2 separate regions of the Homo sapiens genome follow, and region 2 is linked to region 1. A link is a loop called in an ENCODE intact Hi-C map of the cell type or tissue named here. Cell type or tissue: GM12878. All regions are shown on one strand. Each heading gives the region's core, and the rest is flanking DNA. Links, peaks and the distances in the headings are about the cores only.

Region 1 (10,541 bases), core at 1,523-9,522:
ACCTGTGCCTGGATTCCTGATCCACCGAAATCATGAGCTAATACATATAGGCTGTTTTAGGCTGCTAATTCCTGTGGCAATTTGTTGCCGGCAATAGATAGGGAGATGGGAAGGGATTGGGCTGAATATAATAAACATATTAGAAATGCAACGGGTTTTGTTTTGTGTGACAGACCAGGGAGTTTAGATTATTCATGGGCAATAAAGTACGACCATGAGTTCTTTTTTTAAAGATTATTTTTGATTAACAAATCGTAACTACTTACACTTATGAAATGTAATGTGATGTTTTGATAGAAGTATACAATGTGGAAGGTTTAAATCAAGCTAATTAGCATAACCATCAGCTTGCTTGGATACCAAGAGTTCTGAGCATGAAGGTGCCAGGCTTGGTCACTGCTTTGCACAGTCTTCTCATCTAATACTAATTAAAATAGAAATTTAACAATAACCCATACTCTGAGTACTTAATATGTGCCAGTCTATGGACTCTGTCCTTACACACCTTATTAGATCTTCCTCAAATGTTCATTAAATTTTGTCTATATTTCAGAAATTGGAAAAATAAGGCTTGGAAATATTAAGGAATATGTCTGAGGTCATTCATTCAGTCAGTGGGGGGCATGATTTGAATGTTCCTCTGTGAACCATGATGAAGGAGATAGGAGAGTCAACTTTTAGGACTGATGCAATTTTCAGGTCTTGAGAAATGAACCAAATTTCCATGTGGCATGGTTACTCTAATTGTAGAGATTTCAAATGAAGATGACGTTTACCTTTTCTCCATTATTAGCTGATGTTCCAAAATATTTATGTCTTCACTTGAGGGAAGATAAAGAAGTCAGGGGATTAGTTGCCAAACTAGATGTAAAGCCACGTGCTTGCGCATCCTGCACAGAGGGTAACCAAGCATTTCCTTCTGGTAGTCCTGTGTGGTGGCACAGAGACAGGTGAGGGTTTCCTTCAGGAACACACACACCATTGTGCATCAAAGGAAGAGCAGATGTGGGTGAGAATGATAACAGTAGTATTAAAGGAGTTCAATTGTAGTTAATTCAAGAAAAAAGAAGTACACAAAACTGTAAATGAGAGAGAGAAGTAGAAATGGTTCGGGGGGAAGTTAAATAATTGTATAGATTACTGTGTGCAAATACATGTGAAAACCTCTATGTGACTTTAGGGAACTATAAACATTCAAATAACCCAAGAAGAGAGAAATAAAATGTAAATGACTCCACATCTTATAAATCTTAATGATTAATGATGGAGAAAAACTAAAAACACTCAGATAGTCTTCTATATAAGAATAAGAGCAGTTTCATGGGTGAATCTTATAAAAGAATAAACTTTATGTGAAGATATACTTATTTAAATTCCTCAGTAAAGTGATGATGTATTTTACCTCTTATATTAGTAATATTTAAGAAGTTTTATAATATTTAGTACTAATTTTTATCAAAATGTAGAAACTATTCCGAGTCAGCAACTCTACTTCTTTTAATTTTTCCTACAAATTTCATGCAAAAGTATGCACACTTAGGAAGTTTTGTCTGTAATAACAAAATACAATTAATGACCAGGTGATAATTGGTAATAGTGGAAGATAAATGATCTGTGAAATCTGTGAAAATCCATGGGGATATAAGAAACAATAAAATGTGTTGACATGAGCTGACATGGAAATAAATTGAGGGAATGTGACTAAATGTTTTTAAAGCAGACTATAGAATGAGTATCTGCAGTATGATTTTTTAAAAGTAGATAAAAAGGTAGAGAAAGCTAGATCAAGAGAGAGAAAGACACAGAGGTCAAGAGAGAAGAGTACAGAATTAAGAATAGAGAAGAAGATGGAAATTGGCATAGGGATAAAAGTAGGATATGGAAAGAGATAGAGACAGGGAAGATAGAGACAGAAGTAGAGCGTGAAATAGCTGGAGCTACCCATTGTGTATGTGCAAGGGAAACCTCTAGAGGCATGTACAGGAGCCTGCTCCTAATTTTTCTCTAGGGAACAAAACTGTGGATTTAATATCAGCTGCAGACCGACAATTAGTTGTCTTTAAATTATAAAATATTTCAGATATATGCACATATAAGACATAATAAACATAATTGCTTCTCTAATTGCTAGTAAAATAAAACGTTACAAAACCATTGTCTTTCATAGCCTTCCAAGGTTGAGTCCCCTCTCTTCTTTCTAGAGGTCACCATGACCTTGAATTACGTCTTGTAACATCTTACATAAGACATTATGGTGTTGAGGGGTTTGAGGGAGTCCAGCTGTGGCTGCAGGTCCCAGGGTTTCCAGTCCACCTTACCAGTGGTAAAGTTGAGGTATATGCACACACATACACACATGCATATATATGAAACTGTAAAAATATGTTACCATCTTTGTATATTTTTACATTTGTAGAATAGTAACATTATATATATACTTTTATGACTTTTGTTTTTTCTACTCTTATTATCACTACTCCCAGGCCAACATATTCTTTGATTGTATGGTTCTTCCTCTACTTTTTATATTTTTTTCTTATATTTAAATATCTTTTCATATGGATACCTGCATTTCTAAGGCAGTCATTTTCACTGCTTACACCGGGATGAAGACCTAGCAACCTGCTTGAGCCTTCTCTGGTGGCAGCATCATGAGAACCTGTCTGGCCGCCACCGTGACTTGTAAAGTTGCCGTGACTCTCCCTGCGCACATCTCCTTATGCTCATGTTTCTTCCTAGAGTAGGTACACTCTCTTCCTAGAGGAGAGAAATGGAATTGTTGGATTGCATCACAGATACATTTTTTAATATACTCAATATTTCCAAATTTCTCTTCAGTTTGCAGAAATACACACATAGTGTTGAAATGCTCCTTGCTCTATATTTGTACCAACATTTTCTTTTGTAGAAGTTTTTTACTTCAGCTTATATTTATGAAATAGTATCAATATGAGATCTTAATTCCAATTTCTTTTTTCTTTTTTTTTGACGGAGTCTCGCTCTGTTGCCCAGGCTGGAGTGCAGCGGCGGGCTCTGGGCTCACTGCAAGCTTCGCCTCCCAGGTTCACGCCATTCTCCTGCCTCAGCCTCCCGAGTAGCTGGGACTGCAGGCACCCGCCACCACACCTGGCTAATTTTTTTGTTTTTGTATTTTTAGTAGAGATAGGGTTTCACCCTGTTAGCCAGGATGGTGTCGATCTCCTGATCTCATGATCCGCCCACCTCGGCCTCCCAAAGTGCTGGGATTACTGGCGTGAGCCACCCCGCCGGGCCCCAGTTTCTTAATTATTACCAATGTCTGTCATGTGGAAGAAATTATTATTCCATTTTCCTCTGTGTCTAGACATGTGGAAGGCTGCACTTTGTACCCCCATTTTAATCTTTTTTTGGGTGAAGGGATGAAAAAGTCACATAATTATCTTTGGCTCTCTTCTTTGAAAAGTTTACATGTGGTTTGGCACCTCCTTTGAAAGGCAGCAGCTTTCTCATGTTAACACCTTTTTACCCCGTGTAACCTCTTATTACACTGGTTCTTAACATTTCTATATCAAAAGCTGCTTTTACATAAACTGCACGAATCATGTGCTTTGTCTCTTTAATCTTTAAAGCAATTAACTACAGAATTAGATTATCTAAACTGGAATCAGCATTGCATTCCTGGGAGGAGAAGCTAACTTGGATCTTATCTTTTTAACATACTATTGGCTGAAGTGTTCTAAAATTCTATTAGGATACTTTCATTTATGCCCATAAATAATTTTGATCTGTAGTTTTTCTTTTCTACATACCTAAATTGGTGATTCATATCATATTTATCCTATAGTCTTAAGATTACTTTGGGAGTACTCCTTATTTTTATTCTCCGGGAAGTCATGCATAAGATTAAAATTTTATGTTCCTCAAATGCTTGATACAACTCACTTAATAAATGCCACTTTTGTTGTTTTCTGTGAATATCTTCAATGTTGTTTCAATTAATATAATTGTTATCTGTCCATTGAGGTTTTCTGCTACCTCCAACATGTTTTGTAGAGTGATATTTCTATTTATTTAACAATTTGTTAGCAGCTGCTACTGGCCTATTGAGATCATGGAGACCTTTTTCTCTCTGCTCCTTCCTGCTAAACCCAACTATAGAAATAATGCAGCAGACAGCCATGGGAGAAGCCTGGAGAGCAGTAAGAGGAAGGAGAACTCATGACTTATCCAGGACCCCAGAACTGGAGGAACAGCAGAGCAGCAGGGCATCTCAGCTCCTCAACCCAACATAAAAAGGCCACCTAGACTCAGCATTTCCCCACCCCCAAACCAGCAACATTTGACAGTTCAAGTAGGAACATATTTCCCTGGGCTGACCTGAGATCTCTGGCACCTCCAGCAAGGGGGATCAAAATGGACTCTTGACAATAGCAAGCAGCCAGGGCACCCACTCTCCTCTACTGGCTCCAAGACTGTCTTTTGCCAGCAGGAGACACTGACACTCTCGGGGAAAACCAGCAAGAGGTACCTTGACAGAAGAGGGACCTGGCCCAGGAAGTCTCTTCCCCATCCCTGCAGGCCAGAGACTCCCCTGTTCTGTGCAAAACACAAGATCAACAGCCAGAGGGGCTTGACACAAGCAGTGTGACCAGTGATGGCTTTGTCTTAAAGAGACAGAGACACTCCCCTTTTCAGCACAGAGACTGGGGGGCTGCCGAGGACAGTTGCAAAAAGGACTCCACCCAAAACTGGAAACAGCCCATATGTCCCTCGACAAATGAATGGCTAAACAAACTGGTGCATTCAGACATAATAGAATAGCTGTCCGGGATCACTCTCTCTGTGTGCTTACAGAGCAGCACAGAAAACTTACAAGTGTTTCTTCTCATCACTTCCTCCTCCCATGCTGTTCTTGTCCAGCATTTTTTTTAACCTTCTGATGTTGTTACCCACAAAATTAGTCATTGCCAATAGTGCTGATTTTATTTATGAGCAATATATCAATAAGTTACTGAAATATTGACATATTTTTGATTTAAAATTCTGGAATATAGACAAAGATACGAAATATTGTTTAAATAATGAAGATGAATGAAAAATACAATGAGAAAGTTTATTATTTTATTAGATTCTGGAGAAGATAATAAAAGCAATTGGTAGAGATGATATTTAAAGATATATACATGAAGATTTTCCTGAATAGATGAAGCTTTCAAATTCAGGAACGTGTCTCTTTCATCAGGCTGTTTGAAAAATGTTTCTTCATAGTTTTGCAGCTGCCTAATAATGTGCTTACTGTAAAATGAAGGAGAAAGATGTACCATGCAAATGGTTCTGCTTGCTATTGCTGCATTATTTAGGGATTTAAAGATTTTGTTGTTGTTATTTGTTGTTGCTGTTGTTCTGCCGAGATGCCTTAAATCTCAGGTAGCATGGGAAATTAAACTCTGCCGCTTCGCTAGGTAATATAGGATTTGTCTTGAAATGAACATGGAATCAAAAAGCAAAGTGCTTTTTTCTTCTTCTCTTAGAACTGTTTCCAATGATGAAAATTTTGACCCATAACATTCACCTGTTCATTTTATTATCCCACAGATACATGTATTTTTGTGCTGCTATATTAAAAAAACACTGCAGCCATGATGAATTCTCCCCTGCCCCCACATTATTCTCTCTCTGTCTCTTACACACACACACACACACACACACACACACACACACACACACACACGATAACTTTGGTTGTCTGCATTAGTTTCTCCTTATGTCAAACACCATTTATCCATTTTTTCTTTCTGGAAGGCTTGACTACACTGATCATGAATTATATACTTCCTGCAACTAGTATTGTCTATGGCAAACTGATCACCAGTAATAATCACTTGGTATTCTGTATATACCACAGCACAGGGATAAAACACAGCCAAAGAATTTATTAGAAACACAAGCAAATCTGGCATTAGCTTCCTTCTAATTGATGATAATTAGACAAACTATTTTAACATAATTATTCAGGTACAGGTACAAGGCATGTTGAAACAAGTTACTTGCATTCTAAGTTTCCATATGTGGAAAGCTTTACTGGAGAGCTATATATATATATGTATGTATATATGGAGATAGAGTAAGAGAAAGAGAGAGAGAAAGAGAAAGGGGAGGGAGAGGAAATGTTTCTTGTGCAATAGTATCATAAATTGAATACTAATTTTAGATCATTTTGCATTTGCTCAATGAGCAACAACTGAGCATGCCTGGTTTGCAAATTCAAGAGTATCTCAGCAGAGATCATTTTTCATTCTTTGTCTCTAAACTGATTTAATGCTACCTAATAAGCACCTGTACTTCCCTTTAGTCAATCTTTTTGTTCATTTCTTTAATGTGGTGATGTCAAACCTGTACAAACATAAGTTACACAGTTCATTTCCCTACTAGACTTGCTCTTCTACCTTCTGTGTAAAGTCATCATTTTCAAGAATGCTAAGCATGTAAAGTTGGGGACCACCTGTACTTTTGGAGGGTCACTTTGGTAGAACAACACTGGCACCTAGTGGCACGTGTTATGAAGGGAAATACCTCCCAAAGACAGGCCATGCAGGAGTGCAAATCCCCATGGATTTACCAATTGGTCCTCAAGACTTGGGTTTGCTGGTCCATAATAACATGCATTTTAATTGCACAAGTCACAGAGCTCCGGTTCTCAAAAATAGTGTGAAGAAAAAAAAACACTGTGCTACCTTTTGAGACTACAACTACTAGTTTATAATATTTTGCAGTGTAATTGATTATAGGAAATAAACTAATGACTTAATCAATGGACAACATCATATTGCCCAATGTTTTTGAGTAGATATTATAAGAAAAGAATAAAAAATCCACAATCTTTTCAAGTCCTAGAGGAATTTAGGGCCTAATCAAGGTGACTAGATGTTTATTTTTCAATTCATACATCCCAAAATATGTATGGATCCATTCCATGAGTTCTGTTTGAGGTACTGTGGGTAAAGAAATAGGGCAAGCTCCCAGTCTTCCAGGGGAGGTCAATCAACCAGTCAGTTATCTTATCTGCCCCATAGATGTAAAGGAATAAATATGGGTGAGAATTATAGAAACAAATCTTTTTTTTTTTTTTTTTTTTTTAATGGAGTCTCGCTCTGTTGCCTAGGCTGGTGTGCAATGGCGCAATCTTGGCTCACTGCAACCTCCGCCTCCCAGGTTCAGGCAATTCTCCTGCCTCAGCCTCCTGAGTAGCTGAGATTACAGGAGCCCACCTGCATGCCCGGCTAATTTTTTGTATTTTTAGTAGATACTGTGTTTCATCATGTTGGCCAGGCTGGTCTCCAACTCCTGACCTCAGGTGATCCACCCACCTCAGCCTCCCAAAGTGCTGGGGTTACAGGTGTGAGCCACTGCGCCTGGCAGGAAACAAATCTTTTACAGTGAAAGAGGAGAAGACTCTTGGCTGAGGAACACAGAAGTTTTCAGAAACCCACACTAACTCAGTTGGGTCTTGAATGGTGGGCGTAACTGGGCTATGCAGACATGAGAAGGAAGGAGGAGGAACATTTTGATGGATGATGTGCCCTAATCACGGCTTGAGTCAGGAAACCTTGGGGTGTATATAAAAAGGGTCCCAAGTAGTTTTTATAGAAACATGAGTCACAGGAAAGGGTTCAGAGGTACCATGTTGGACATGCAACTGGATGGACTGCAGGAAAGGCACTGGCTGGGTGCTTAGGGGAGGGAGAGGTGGCAGCCACCTCAGGGGTGGGCACTTGGGAATTCTTACAAGTCCTTTGACCTCTCTGTGGCCTTCACCACACTTTTTCTGGCACCCTCATCCCTCCACTCATCAGGTCATGGCTTTCTTCTGTAAGCCAAGGGCAACGTGACCACTTACTTGGAATTGTTCTGAGTAACAGCAATTTCAAACATCTGTCTTGTGATCAAATTATGTAAATAAAACTCCTGTTAAAAGAAAAAAAAATCATCCTGAGTAGAATTTTGTTTGTGTTTTGGGGTCCATGTGGCATAATAAAATTGTTTTCTAGAACGATAAATCCGGCTCCAGGAAGCAGAATGGAGTGGAGGTGAAAGACTGTCACCCAAGAACAATTGACTCCTTCAAGCCAAAGGCTCCAAGTGTCCCAAGCATTGTCATTGGACAATGGAGAATGGACCAAAGGGAGGCAGTAGGGGTTGGCTTGAAGATACACTGGACACTGAGCATTAGTGTTCATGGGGGCAGGGGACACACTGGGAACAGAAGGAAAGCCATTTCCTTCAGATAAGTGGAAAAGAGAGGAAGAGCAAACCTGAAGAGAAGGCAAACATGCTGAAGGAACGATGTCTAGCACGAGGCTCACTGTGGTGCTGTGTGTGGTGGGACAGGTACTCACTCTGTGGCTGGAATGGGGCTAAGCCTTCCCAGGAAGGCTGCTGGTGGCAAGGCGCGGCTCCAGGTATCCACACTAAAGAGAGTGTCAAATGTCGAGACAGGGTCTTGGGCCCCATGCCCCAAAGGGAGAGACACATCCCCAGCCTTCTGAGAGAGTGGCAACAGCATAGGCCCAGTTGCACGGTGAGGAAGGAGAGAAGCAGGTCCATGGCCCTGTCCTGGAGACCACTTGGGGATGTGTTGGGGAAGCCAGGACAGTGTTCCTCATGCTCCTTTTGCCGTAACCCAGGGAGACTTGCCCATGCTGTTCACCAGGGGGCTGCGAAAAGCAAGAGGCAGGCTCATTCTTGGGTGGTGGGGAAGGGTGATCATGGGAGGGGTAGAGGCAGAGCTCCGGCACTGGCTTCCAATTGCAGATGTAAGCGCTCTAGGGTGGCTCGGTGTATTATCCCACAGCAATGGGGTAAATTTCATTTTTGTGATAGCCTCCAGCACAGATAACTTACAGAGGCCACTGCAGGGAAGGCAATGCCAGAAAACACAAGAAAGGGGCAAGCGGGTGGCTTCCAGGGCAGGCGCTGCGACTGCCTCTGAGCATAGCTGTTTCCAGGGAGTGGGCCTCCTGCATCCACGAAGGTGCACCTGGCAGGACCCCTAGCAGATTTGCGTGGTCACTGGGATGGTTTGATGGGTGACGACGTTGCCCTGTTAGTGATCAGCCTACACACATGCACACATACACCACCAATGGGATTTGTCCATTTTTGACTTTTCCTTCATTCCATTATCTATCATCATGAACAATCCTTTCCTGACTTATGTTTTATGAACATCCCTCAGTCAGTTCTGTGGAGAAGGGATTGCAGTGGGATAAATATGTATCAGAAAAGCCACCTGGGAGGACAGTGTGACATTTCAAATTACGAATGAGGCAGCTCAGGGCAGGGCAGCAGCATGGGAACTGTAGATGGTAAGCATATTCAAAAGCATTTTGGAGGCAGAAAGAGTGTCTTGTAGAGATCAGGAGGCCAGGTGATTATGGGACGCATTATAGGTCTGTTGAGCTCTGCTGAGAGAGATTTGAGGCTGGGAATGGGTAACTTGCTGTTAGCACATAGGTGACTTGTGTAAGTTTCTTGGCATTATTCCACTGCTTGGATTCTGTCACAGGGAAAGCACAGTAGTGGGCCGTCATCTTCTTGCAATGGCAGCAATTGATTGCAATAGAGTGGACATATTAATGCTAGCTACAAAACTGAATTGTGTGACGGATGTATAGCCTAGTACACTGCCCTCTGTCCATCTCATGGAGGGCATCGGTTGCCCTTCAGGGGTGTTATGAATTTGTGGGTGAATGAATGATACAAATCTGAGTAAAGAAATAATGAAAAGGCTCTTTCCTCACACCAGTAAAGATAATTCTCACTGAAATTTGAAATCATTAAATGTCACCTTCTCAGAAAACTATGGTTGAACTTAATCTTATCCTCAGTGAAGAAGGACAATGACAACACAATAGAACTAACGTATTTCCAATCTGCTGTGAGGGTGAATAAGTACTATCATGCCTCCGCTGAAAAGTTTGCACAAGGGTTTTGGACATAAGGTAATCAGCCAATTTCTGCATTTTGTGAAGTTGTCCTGAGCTTAACAATACATTTACAAGGAAGAAGGTTCGGTACATTCATTGGTTTTCTCTATCCCAAATTTCCACACCTGGGTTGAAATAGCAGCTAACAATAGGTGTTGATATGCAGACTTGTTCCCAAGAATCTTTTGTGGCCTGAATTGCTGAAGGGGCTGGAACAGCTGTCCAGTGAGTGCTGCCTGGGCCAACCAAGGGAGGCTCACCCTTCCAGTTCTCAAGCAACCCTTTGAGAGAGTCCAAGGAGCCCTTACCTGGATGAGCTCTAAGCTCTCCCTTTAGCATATGGACCATTTACTTCTTTTTCTACACATGCAAAATTTATGTATTCATAAATATTAGTTTATTCCTTTGTAAAATGCATGTCTAAAGATCACCAAAGTCTACTGCAGAAAGCTTAACAGACAGCCCTCCATGGAGCCTTTGTTTAAAAATCTCTCCTTGAAGTGAACTGATTACCTAACAGCGCAGACCATTCTGTTGCCAAGAAGTCAATGCTGCTAGCAAGTCACCTCTTGTGAG
Region 2 (10,541 bases), core at 1,113-9,112, 830 kb after region 1:
TAGGTCCCTTTGCAGGGAACACAATTCAACCATAACATATAGTGAATGCCTGGAAGAAATAACTTTTAAAAAGTCATATGGGCCAAAGAATTGAAAGTAGGCATCACAAAATTAAACATCAAAAAAGGAAACTTGAAAAGTTTAACCTAAACTGTGCAATTGTCAGAATCACAAGCCCCTGACACATTCTGCAATGTATCAGAAAATCCAGAAACCAATACTTTTGACTCTGTCTCTGAAAGTCCCTTCCTCTTCAACACCTTTCACTCATCCTGCTGGCAGGTGATATGTTCCACTGGTTTGTGCTGCAAAAAGTCTAAGAAGGAAGCTGCATGATGTATTGGTATGGGAGCATCTCTGTACCAGGCTTAGTCACGCCATTTTAATCCATTCTCAACTTTGCAAAATAAGAGTCATTCTATTCATTTTACCTGGGGTCTGCCAGAGGAAGCAACTTTCCCAGAGCAGCATCCCAGGGAGCCCAGGTGAGAAGCCCAGCTCTGTGTGCCAACTGTGCAAACTTCCAGGTCCTGGAGGGAAGGATCATGGACAGTCGGGTCTAGTCAGCTGGAACTTTGTGAGGACACAGCCTCAGCCTTTGTCTCAATCTGACTCTCTTGTTGTATCAGTTGCGGTTCTCCAGAGAAGCAGAACCAAGGGAATGCATATATACAGAAAAGTTTCATAAGGGACTAGCTCATGCAGTTATGGAGTGATATGGTTTGGCTGTGTCCTCACCCAAATCTCATCTTGAATTCCCATGTGTTGTACAAGGGACCTGGTGGGAGGTAATTGAATCGGGGGGTAGGTCTTTCCCGTGCTGTTCTTGTGATAGTGAGTAAGTCTAACAAGATCTAATGGTTTTAAAAAGGGGAGTTTCCCTGTACAAGCTCTCTTCTCTTGTCTGCTGCCATGTGAGATGTGCCTTTCACCTTCCACCATGTTTGTGAGGCATCCCCAGCCATGCGGAACTTTAAGTTCATTAAACCTCTTTCTTTTGTAAGTTGCCAGTCTCAAGTATGTCTTTATCAGCAGCATGAAAATAGATTAATACAGTAAATTGGTACCAGTAGAGTGGGGCACTACTGAAAAGATACTGGGAAATGTGGAAGCAACTTTGAAACTGGGTAACAGGCAGAGGTTGGAACCATGTGGAGGGCTCAGAAGAAGACAGGAAAATGTGGGAAAGTTTGGAACTCCCTAGAGACTTGTTGAATGGCTTTGACCAAAATGCTGATAATGATACAGAAAATGAAAACCAGGATGAGGTGGTCTCAGACAGAGATGAGGACTTGTTGGGAGCCGAAGTCAAGGTGACTCTTGTTATGTTTTAGCAAAGAGACTGGTGGCATTTTGCTCCCCTCCTAGAGATTTATGAAGCTTTGAACTTGAGAGAGATGATTTAGGGTATCTGGTGGAAGAGATTTCTAAGCAGCAAAACACTCAAGTCGTGTCTTGAGTGAATGTTAAAGGTATTCACTTTAAAAAGGGAAACAGAGCATAAACGTTTGGAAAATTTGCAGCCTGACAATGCAATAAAAAAGAAAATCTCATTTTCTGAGGAGAAATTCAAGCTGGCTGCAGAAATTTGCATAAGTAACAAGGAGCCGAATGTTAATCACCAAGACAATGGGGAAAATGTCTCCAGGGCATGTCAGAGACCTTTGCAGCAGCCCCTCCCATCACAGGCCTGGAGGTTTAGGAGGAAAAAATTATTTCATAGGCTGGGCCCAGGGTTCCTTGGCTGTGTGCAGTCTAGGGATTTGGTGCCCTGCATCCCAGCCGCTTCAGCTGTGACTAAAAGGGGCCAAGGTACAGATTGGGCTGTTGCTTCAGAGGATGGAAGCCCCAGGTCTTGGCAGCTTCCACGTGGTGTTGAGCCTATGGGTGCATAGAAGTCAAGAATTGAGGTTTGGGAACCTCCACCTAGATTTCAGAGGATGTATGGAAACGCCTGGATGCCCAGGCAGAACTTTGCTGCAAGGGTGGGGCTCTCATGGAGAACTTCTGCTAGGGCAGTGTAGAAGGGAAATGTGGGGTCAGAGCCCCCACACAGACTCCCTACTGAGGCACTGCCTAATGGAGCTGTGAGAAGAGGGCCACAATTCTCCAGACCCCAGAATGGTATATTCACTGAGAGCTTGCACCGTGCACCTAGAAAAGCCACAGACACTCAACACCAGCCCATGAAAGCAGCCGGGAGGGAGGCTGTACCCTGCAAAGCCACAGGGACAGAGCTGCCCAAGGCTGTGGGAGCCCACCTCTTGCATCAGCATGACCTGAATATGAGACATGGAGTCAAAGGAGATCATTTTGGACCCTTAAGATTTGACTGCTCCACTGGATTTCAGACTTGCATTGGGCCTGTAGCCCCTTTGTTTTGGCCAATTTCTCCCATTTGGAATAGCTGTATTTACCCAGTGTCTGTACCCCCATTGTATCTAGGAAGTAACTAACTTGCTTTTGATTTCACTGGCTCATAGGGGGAAGAGATTTGCCTCATCTCAGGTGAGACTTTGGACTATGGACTTCTGAGTTAATGCTGAAATGAGTTAAGACTTTGGGGGACTGTTGGGAAGGCATGATTGGTTTTGAAATGTGAGGACATGAGATTTTGGAGGGGCCAGGAGCAGAATGATATGGTTTGGTTGTATCCCTACCCAAATCTCATCTTCAATTCCCATGTGTCAGAGGGACCCTGTGAGAAGTAATTGAATCATGGGGGCAGGTTTTCCTGTGCTGTTCTTGTGATAGTGAATAAGTCTCACAAAATCTGATGGTTTTAAAAAGGGTAGTTTCCCTGCACAAGCTCTCTTCTCTTGTCTGCTGCCATGTGAAACATGCCTTTCCCTTCCCTCATGATTGTGAGGCCTCCCCAGCCATGCGGAACTGTAAGTCCATTAAATCTCTTTCTTTCGTAAATTGCCCAGTCTCAGGTATGTCTTCATCAGCAGCATGAAAACTGACTAATACATGAAGGCTGAGAAGTCCCATATCTGCCATCTGCAAGCTGGAGACCCAGAAAAGCCAATGGAATCACTCAGTCTGAGTACCAAGGCCTGAGAACCAGGTGAGCTGATGATGGAAATCCCAGTTCAAGCGCAGGAGCAGATGAGATGTCCCAGCTCAGCAATGAGGCAGAAAAAATGGAGGGAGAATTCCTCTTTTTTCCACATTTTGTTCTCCTTGGGCCCTCAATGGATTAGATGATACCCAGCAATATTGAGGAGGGCAATTTACTGTCCTGAATCCGCAAATTCACATGCCAATCTCATTCAGAAACACCCTCACAGACACACTCAGAAAAAAAGGGTAACCTGGACACACCATGGGAATGGAATTGACACATACAGTTTACCATTAGACTTGTCTGGGGCTCACCCCAAGCTGCAGAATGAGAGGACCCTAATGAATTCAGGGAGTGGCAAAGTCAGAGCTCACAGGACCCTGATAAAGTGAAAAGAAAAGGGACTCTCTTCTCATTTCCTTGTTCTCATTAAACCTTTCTCTGCAGGGCTTTGTTTTGGAGGAGAAAAGCCTATGTGTTTTGTCAATTTAGACTTACCGATTAGTGACAGAGAAGAAACATGAGAAAGGACTCTGACTGGAAGGACAGCCCCATGGTCTTCCCTCTGCAGGACAGCCTGGTGTGGTGAAAGCAAAGGTTGAACCAAAGCACAGGTCCTGAGTTCTGCCATTCCCTGCTGGGGGCTGGCTGTCTCCAGCATCAGGCCTCTCTGCTCTGAGATTACAGTTTATAGTTATTCCTGCAGTGAGGAAGACTTTAATCTTGGTAGGAAAGTCATTTCAACAGCACGTAACAAAGAACAAGCATGTGAGAGACAGAGAAGACAGAGGATGTGAAGCATGACAATGGTGGCTGGAAGGGCAAGAAGCCCCAAGGCTCACCCGAGGGATAGAAGGTAATGGGCAGGGCCAGTGCAGTAACTCAGTGGCTGCATCCTTGGGGGAGAAGCAAAAGGCAAGGAAGAGAATATCTGCATGTCTTGAAGATGAACTAGAGATGCTTGGGATTGTTGGTTGAAGACCACCCCGAAACGTGTTTCCCACATGCTGTATAAGAAACACACAAAAAAGAGAATGGATGAGTGAGTGAGGAGTAAATGCTGGCAAGTTAGTGCGTTGCTTGACTTTAGACCATTTTAGTAAACGGAGTAGAATTGGCACGAATGGCTAGGGCCCAAGATGAGGTGTCTTACTGTCTGCAAAGGATATTTGCTATCTCTTGAGTGTGTGTTGGGGGTGGAGGCCTACAGAGCTTCTGCATCTCTTTCTGGGGTTTGAGGAATCCCTATTACACACACACACACACACACACACACACACACACACACACACACACACACACCAGGAACCCATCTCTCAGTGAGAAGCTGGACAAGCCCCTTGCAGCTTGGGATGTAAGCAGTAGGCTACATTTCCTTCTGCTGGGCATGTGCCACAGCCGCCCTGCAAGCCACTGTCTGAAGGGTGTCCCTCACTCTGCATAGACCGCAGAGCATGTCAACTCCAACTGTGGGGGAAACAGATGATGTAACTGAGCATTCTATGCCTCAAAATCCTATTTCCCTGTTGATATTAGTTATAAACTCCACCAGGACAAGGAATCCACTTGGCTGGCTACCCCTGCATCCAGATAGAAAAAGTGAAAGATAGAATATGCATGTGTGAGTGCAGAAGGAGAAAGAGAAGGGGAGGAGGGTGAGGAGAGGAGGGGGCCAGGCCCTGCTACCTGCAGATGAGCCCAGTTCCTCTCAGCTTCCCCCTCTGCATGAGCCAGCAGAATGCCTCCACACCCCCACCCCAGTCCCAGATTTTCCATAGCAGCTGAAGGAAGATTCATCAGCATGTCAGCACCAGATGTTTTCTGTTTTTTCTGTGGAAAGTAACCTGACCCCTTTCCCACCTGACGATCCCAGTCACAGCTGTCACAGTAACCAAGGACACAGCGCCTTTTTTTTGTTGTTTTTCTAAGAAAATACCAAGATGAAAATCAGGAAGAACAAGGGAAAGCCATCTCCTAGCTGTCGTGGATCTCTTAGAGCATAGGTGTGCCCTGTAACCTGGCAATGCACCCGGAAAACAAAGCGTGCGACCTCAAGGGTTATCACCTGCATTTTGCAGAAACCTAAGAGAAATCCACATCAGTTGCTTGGGAGAAAGTGTTTCCTCTTCATTACACAAGTTCTTCGTAGAAAATAATATATAATATTTCTTTATTTGGGTTTTCTTGGACAAATCCTCTATAGGGCAGCAGTTTCCCATGGCAGCTAGGCCAAGAGATTCCTGATCAGAGACTGCCATCTGCTGGATGAAGGGGATGGCCAGAGGCTTCTGTGCTTCGTTTTGTTTTGTTCTGAATTCTAAGAAACAAATTGCAGGGCAGATGGGGTCTGATTAATGCAGAAGGGAGTGCTTTTGGCATTGATTGACAAGGAAATTGGCTTTTCTGATGCAACCATAATGGATCAGCCATGGTTACGGCTTTCCCCTGTGTTAGCCCTCAGTAGGGTTATGTCTACCTCATTTGGCAGAAAGTTAAGGCTCAGCGAGGCTAAACCACAAATACAGAGTTACCCAAGTAATAAGCAATAGAACTGGGACTGGGACCTTGGACTATTAGATCCCAAAGATGCTTGATCATCCCAGAGTGAGTCAGAGGCAGTTAGAGGATGAGATTCTTAGGCAAGGAAGGAAGTGAGATGCTAGAAGGGTCGCAAGGAAGAAAAAGAGAGAAAGAAAGGGAAGAAGGTTGGTGGTGGGACCTAAGCTCCAAACACTCTCCGTCCTCACCAGGATGGCTCAGGATGAACCCAGAGCTCTCACATAGATGGACAGACTCACAATGGCCAGGAAGGAAAAAAAAGGATGAAGACCACAAGTAGGTATAACCATGCACTTGCAGAGAAGAGGGGGCATATTGGGCTGTGAGATTGTATAACCAGTGCATCAAGGGACACGGAATCAGTGGCACCATTTCCTGAGTCTGCAGTATAAAGGTTAGCTGGCTGCCCAAGGAGAAACACAGCAAGTCAAAGAGAGGTCAGAGGTTTCTCCCTGAGGTCTTTATACAGAGATCATGATGTAGCGTAGTCAAGGACAGCCTCACCGATGTCCTCATGGCGAGCAAAGTCATGCATTTTACAGGGCTCTGTCTTAGAATGTCCCTGCAATGTACATTACATTTTAGGAGCATTCAGGAAAAGTACTGCAATAAAAGAAAGCCATGTGGTCCCCAGAGCACTCTGATGATGTGGCTTAAGGCTGGGACCAAATGAACAGTATTGAACACTAGCAAATGCCTAGGTGCTTGTCTCCGTGAGTTTTCTTTGCGACGCATTTTGACAAGCGTGGGATAGCTCTGAGTTTGACATTTTATCTTCTGAGATGAAGCTGGAGAGAAGCCAGTCCAGGCATCCCGTGCTGCAGTGGCTTTTAGGGGAGCTGAGGACGGCAGTCTTCCTGTGTCCAGGCCCCCCAACCAACCTCCTCCACAGATGGGCAGAAGAATCTCAGTGAACTGCATTAAAATTGGTCTTTACCCCATGAAAGATTGGCAGTGGTGCAGGAAAAAGAACAAAGGGCCAAGCCTCAGTCTCCCCATCATCAAATTAGAAGAGTTAGCTAGATCCGTGATTTCAAACTTCCCTCAATCCAGCTCCCTGCTCAGCCCTGTCCCAGCCCGGCCCCAGAGTCCTTCCCTGAGTGCTGCAGCTGCAGCAGGACTGAGAATTCCCACCCTGAATGCTACAGCTGCTTCCCAAGTATGAAGCTGAACAAATGAATTTTCTCACCAACTTGCTCACATGTCTGACCTGACAGTGCACCTGTACCTCAGCTCCTCCTCTCTGCAGTCCGCCTAGGGCCCTCCCCACTACACTAAAGAGAGGCGTTACCTGTCCTAGGAATAGCACACTGTTCCCTGCTCTCCCCCCACCATGCCCCAGCAGCTTCCCAAGCTTGGCATTCCTACCAATTCATGTAAGCCAATCCCAAAGGACTCTATTTATAGTTTTCAAATATTGGCACATGAGCTGCTTCCAGCCTGCCAGGTACTTTCTGAGAAAGAACACAGTACAGCTCTCTCTTGCTCGCTCTGCCTCTCTCCCTCCTACCTCTCTCCTTCTGTGTGTGTCTCTCTCTCTCCCCAAATGCTGCTTTTAAGCCTATCAGCCCCTTCACCAGGGACTGTGAACACAAAGACCAATGCAAAAAACATCTTCAACTGAAGCCATTCCAAATTGGAAACAAGCCACCATCCATGGAGAGTTTGGGATGGTTTGGAAAAAAGTATTTTGCTATTGCCAAAGTTCTAATTCAGCATCCTTTGAAATCTTACATTCAAGAAGTAGTCCTTATATAACACAAATTTGGTGAGAACATTCCAATGCTCATCATTCAGGTGTCAGGAAAAGATCCAAATAATAAAAAACTTAAATGAGTCCTTATTTTTTTTTCCACTGGGGCACATATGGCATTCACATGTAAGAAACACTCATAAATGTGTGCCCAGTATTACCCACGACTCACTGGAACCCCAGGCCAGGGGTGGGGACCACAGACACTGAGTGATGGTACAGGAAGAGGAAAGGGGTAGGCCTCCTCCACTGGGCAATGGTTTACTTCTGTGACAACAGGGTCTCCATAGCACAGCATGGTGCCCAGCATGATGATGGGCATCGTTCCTGCACCCTGGGGTCCCCAGAGCTGTTTGGGGTCCCACTGATGGGATGCAAGTAGAGATACCGGACAAGAGCTGGAGTGAGCTGAGGCTGCTAATGTTGCCCCATGGCAGGCATCAAAAGTTTCTTCCTGCCCAGGCTGGGTTGGAGCAAGGAAGACCCTAAGCCTCCCCAGCATCTACCGTATTGTTAGATCTGGAAGTGGGAGCCCTCAGAGAGTATAACTTTGAACCCTATCACAAAATGCTGATATAAGACACAAACAGAGAGCATTCCCCTCTCTGTGCCTTGGCCCACACCTGGGATTGGTGGAGCCTCACATCTCTATGACCTTTAACCTTCACCATCACTGCAGTTGCCTGACTTCTCTTGTTGCCAGAACACACAGAGCTCATAACCAGGGAGCATTTGCAGGTATTTCTGCCTCTGTCTGGAATGCTCTGTCTCCTCTCCTTTTCACTCTGCCACCTGGCTCTCCCTGTTGGAAGGGCCACTATCTGAAACTGCCTTATGTCTTCATATGTTTCACGTGTGCAGCTGTCTCCCCTAGTAGAATGTAAGCTTCAGGGGACAAGGCACTGTTTTATTTATCACCATACCTCCTGCATTTAGCATGTTAATTAGTCATAGTATTTGTTCAATTAGACATGGCAAATTGATACTAGCTACTCTTTATTGAGTACCTATAATGTTGTCAGAGAGTTCACATGCCTTCTGGGAAGTTCCCAGAACAATTCCATGAGACACAAACCTCACACCCAGCTTCAGTCAAGCTGGAATACTATCATTAATATATGCAAATTCAGTAAAGGCAGCTTTATATGAAAGTAAGGTACCATTCCCTGAGCCTTCTAATGGGCCATCTGACCAGGGGAGCAGTGGGAGTAGAGAGAAGTGGGTGAGTCCCAGGGTCAGATGTGGAGGGTGAAGCATGTTCACATGTCTGTGCTCCTAGGAATGTACCCCTGCATCTGGGGTGATGCTTCAGCCTCACCCACAGTGCCCTACACACCTGTCATGCACCATTTACTGGAATGGGTTGTTAGGAGAACGTTCTGCACATTTACAGGGTTTAACCTTCATCCTGGAGAAAAATCACAGCCCTCAAGCTTCAAAGATTCTCATAGAAAATTTCTGGAAAATAGAGATCTCTAGAATTACAAGTCAGAATTGATGTGATTCTTCTGAGACTGAACTTGGAACCAATACAAATGAGAAAAAAGCAGAAAGAATGTGCGCCAGACCCACGTCTGCCCCACCCCCCGCCACTGCAGCCTTCTACTCCTCCCCACCCCGTCCTACAGAATCCAGTTCTGACCACCGCTGTCACTCAGCGTCTCTCCAGTTATCCCCAAGGGGCTCGTCAGTACCAGAGAAATGTAAACTAGAACCACGATCCAGTGCCCCTTTGAACCATCAAACTGGCAAAATATAAAAAATAAGAAACCAAGCATTGGTGAGGATGTGGAGCAGTGGAAACCCCCCTACACTTCCAACTGGAAGGTAACGTGGCCCAACCACCTGGAAAATCAATTTGACAAAATTTAACAGAACAGAGCATATACAGACTCTACAACACAGTCATTCCACCCAAAAGAGACAAGTGCCCATGTGCTTGGGAGACGGCCAGCTGTGCAGAATGGCTCTCTGCCCACTGGAAACCAAGGAGGGAAGGCAACAGCCAGCACTCCCTCGGGAGTACAATTAATAAACAGGTTGTGGTATCTTCTTCGCACATGAAATATCATAGAGCAATACCAGTAAATGAACTCACCACATCTGCAGGCTTAAGAAAAATCATAAGACCAAACCAGAGAAATTAATAAACTACAGTTACATCAACAAGTTACAATGTTTCAAACACATACTATTGCCTGAATAAAAAGTCAGTTTCAGAATGGTGGACACATTGTAATTCCATGTACATAAATTTCACAGTAGGCTCCACTAAGCAACTAAGCAATGCATTGTTTTGAAGAGTGGATGTCTGAGATTAGACTATAAAGCAAAGGAATGTGATTAACATGAAATCCCAAGCAGGGGTCCTCTGGGGTGGGAGAGGAGGAGGCATCTAGAACACCTGGGGAAAGGTGTGCAGAGATATTTAAGGGTATTGTGTGGGGAATTCTATAGGAATTATTTGCGTTAATTATTATTATTAATATTCTTTAAAATGTACAATATGTTTATATAGTCTTTACTCTTTAGAAGACATTTCACAATTTAGGGAATTAAAAATACAAAAGTAATGAGTCCTTCATGTTACGACATTCCTGACATAAGCATAACACACTATAAGTAGATCCGTAAGACTCAATGACTAATTTTCCCCTTCTAAAAGAAGGAAATTAAGAATAAAGACTAAAGGACAGGGATGGAAATTATACCTGCATACAGATCTCTAATCCCAATCTTGCTCTGTTACACAGAGATTATTTTACCTTTTAGCCCCATTTGCCATTTTTACTTAGTACTTGTGTTGCTCTATTCGAGTTCATATTCTTGGCACTCAGAATGTTTTCTGGCATGAAAGTTGGAGAAACTTGGGTAACCTTTCAGAGAGTCTCCTGAGCTCGACATATCAAACTTAACTGCCAGGATATTTTTAAATTATCTGCTGTGATTCATGGAAGTCAGCTCCTATGGCCGGCCACTGAGCATTTTGTTGACAATGATTTGCTCCTCTGGGCCAGGCTCTGGGAGGACACTTGTTTCAGGAAAGGAAGGAAGCCCAAGACACAAAGCCTACAGATTAAAAGCCAGTGGCCTGGGCCTGGATGAGAGGAGCTCTGGGGTCTGGGGGATCCAAGAGGCAAGGCCACAGGCTCCTGGAGGAGG

Evidence for each region. Hi-C counts contacts between places; a loop is a spot of excess contacts. Peaks named below come from ENCODE experiments on the same cell type or tissue, not always from the same donor. Only the 100,000 strongest peaks of a DNase experiment are listed, where the experiment ranks them.
Region 2: it touches region 1 in a loop (5-fold over the local background); 26 of 110 quality-filtered maps call a loop at or near these places.

Annotation. Positions count from the first base shown.
Region 1 is chr7:46,346,033-46,356,573 of GRCh38, forward strand. No RefSeq gene overlaps it. Among named protein-coding and RNA genes, the nearest start is that of IGFBP3, 430 kb to the left of the region's middle. RefSeq lists a silencer at 6,359-6,653. In GM12878, for the core only: a CTCF peak has its summit at 6,519 (motif pointing left); a DNase peak (open chromatin) is centred at 6,489.
Region 2 is chr7:47,175,073-47,185,613 of GRCh38, forward strand. No RefSeq gene overlaps it. Among named protein-coding and RNA genes, the nearest start is that of SNORD151, 280 kb to the right of the region's middle. In GM12878, for the core only: a CTCF peak has its summit at 5,327 (motif pointing left); a DNase peak (open chromatin) is centred at 5,275.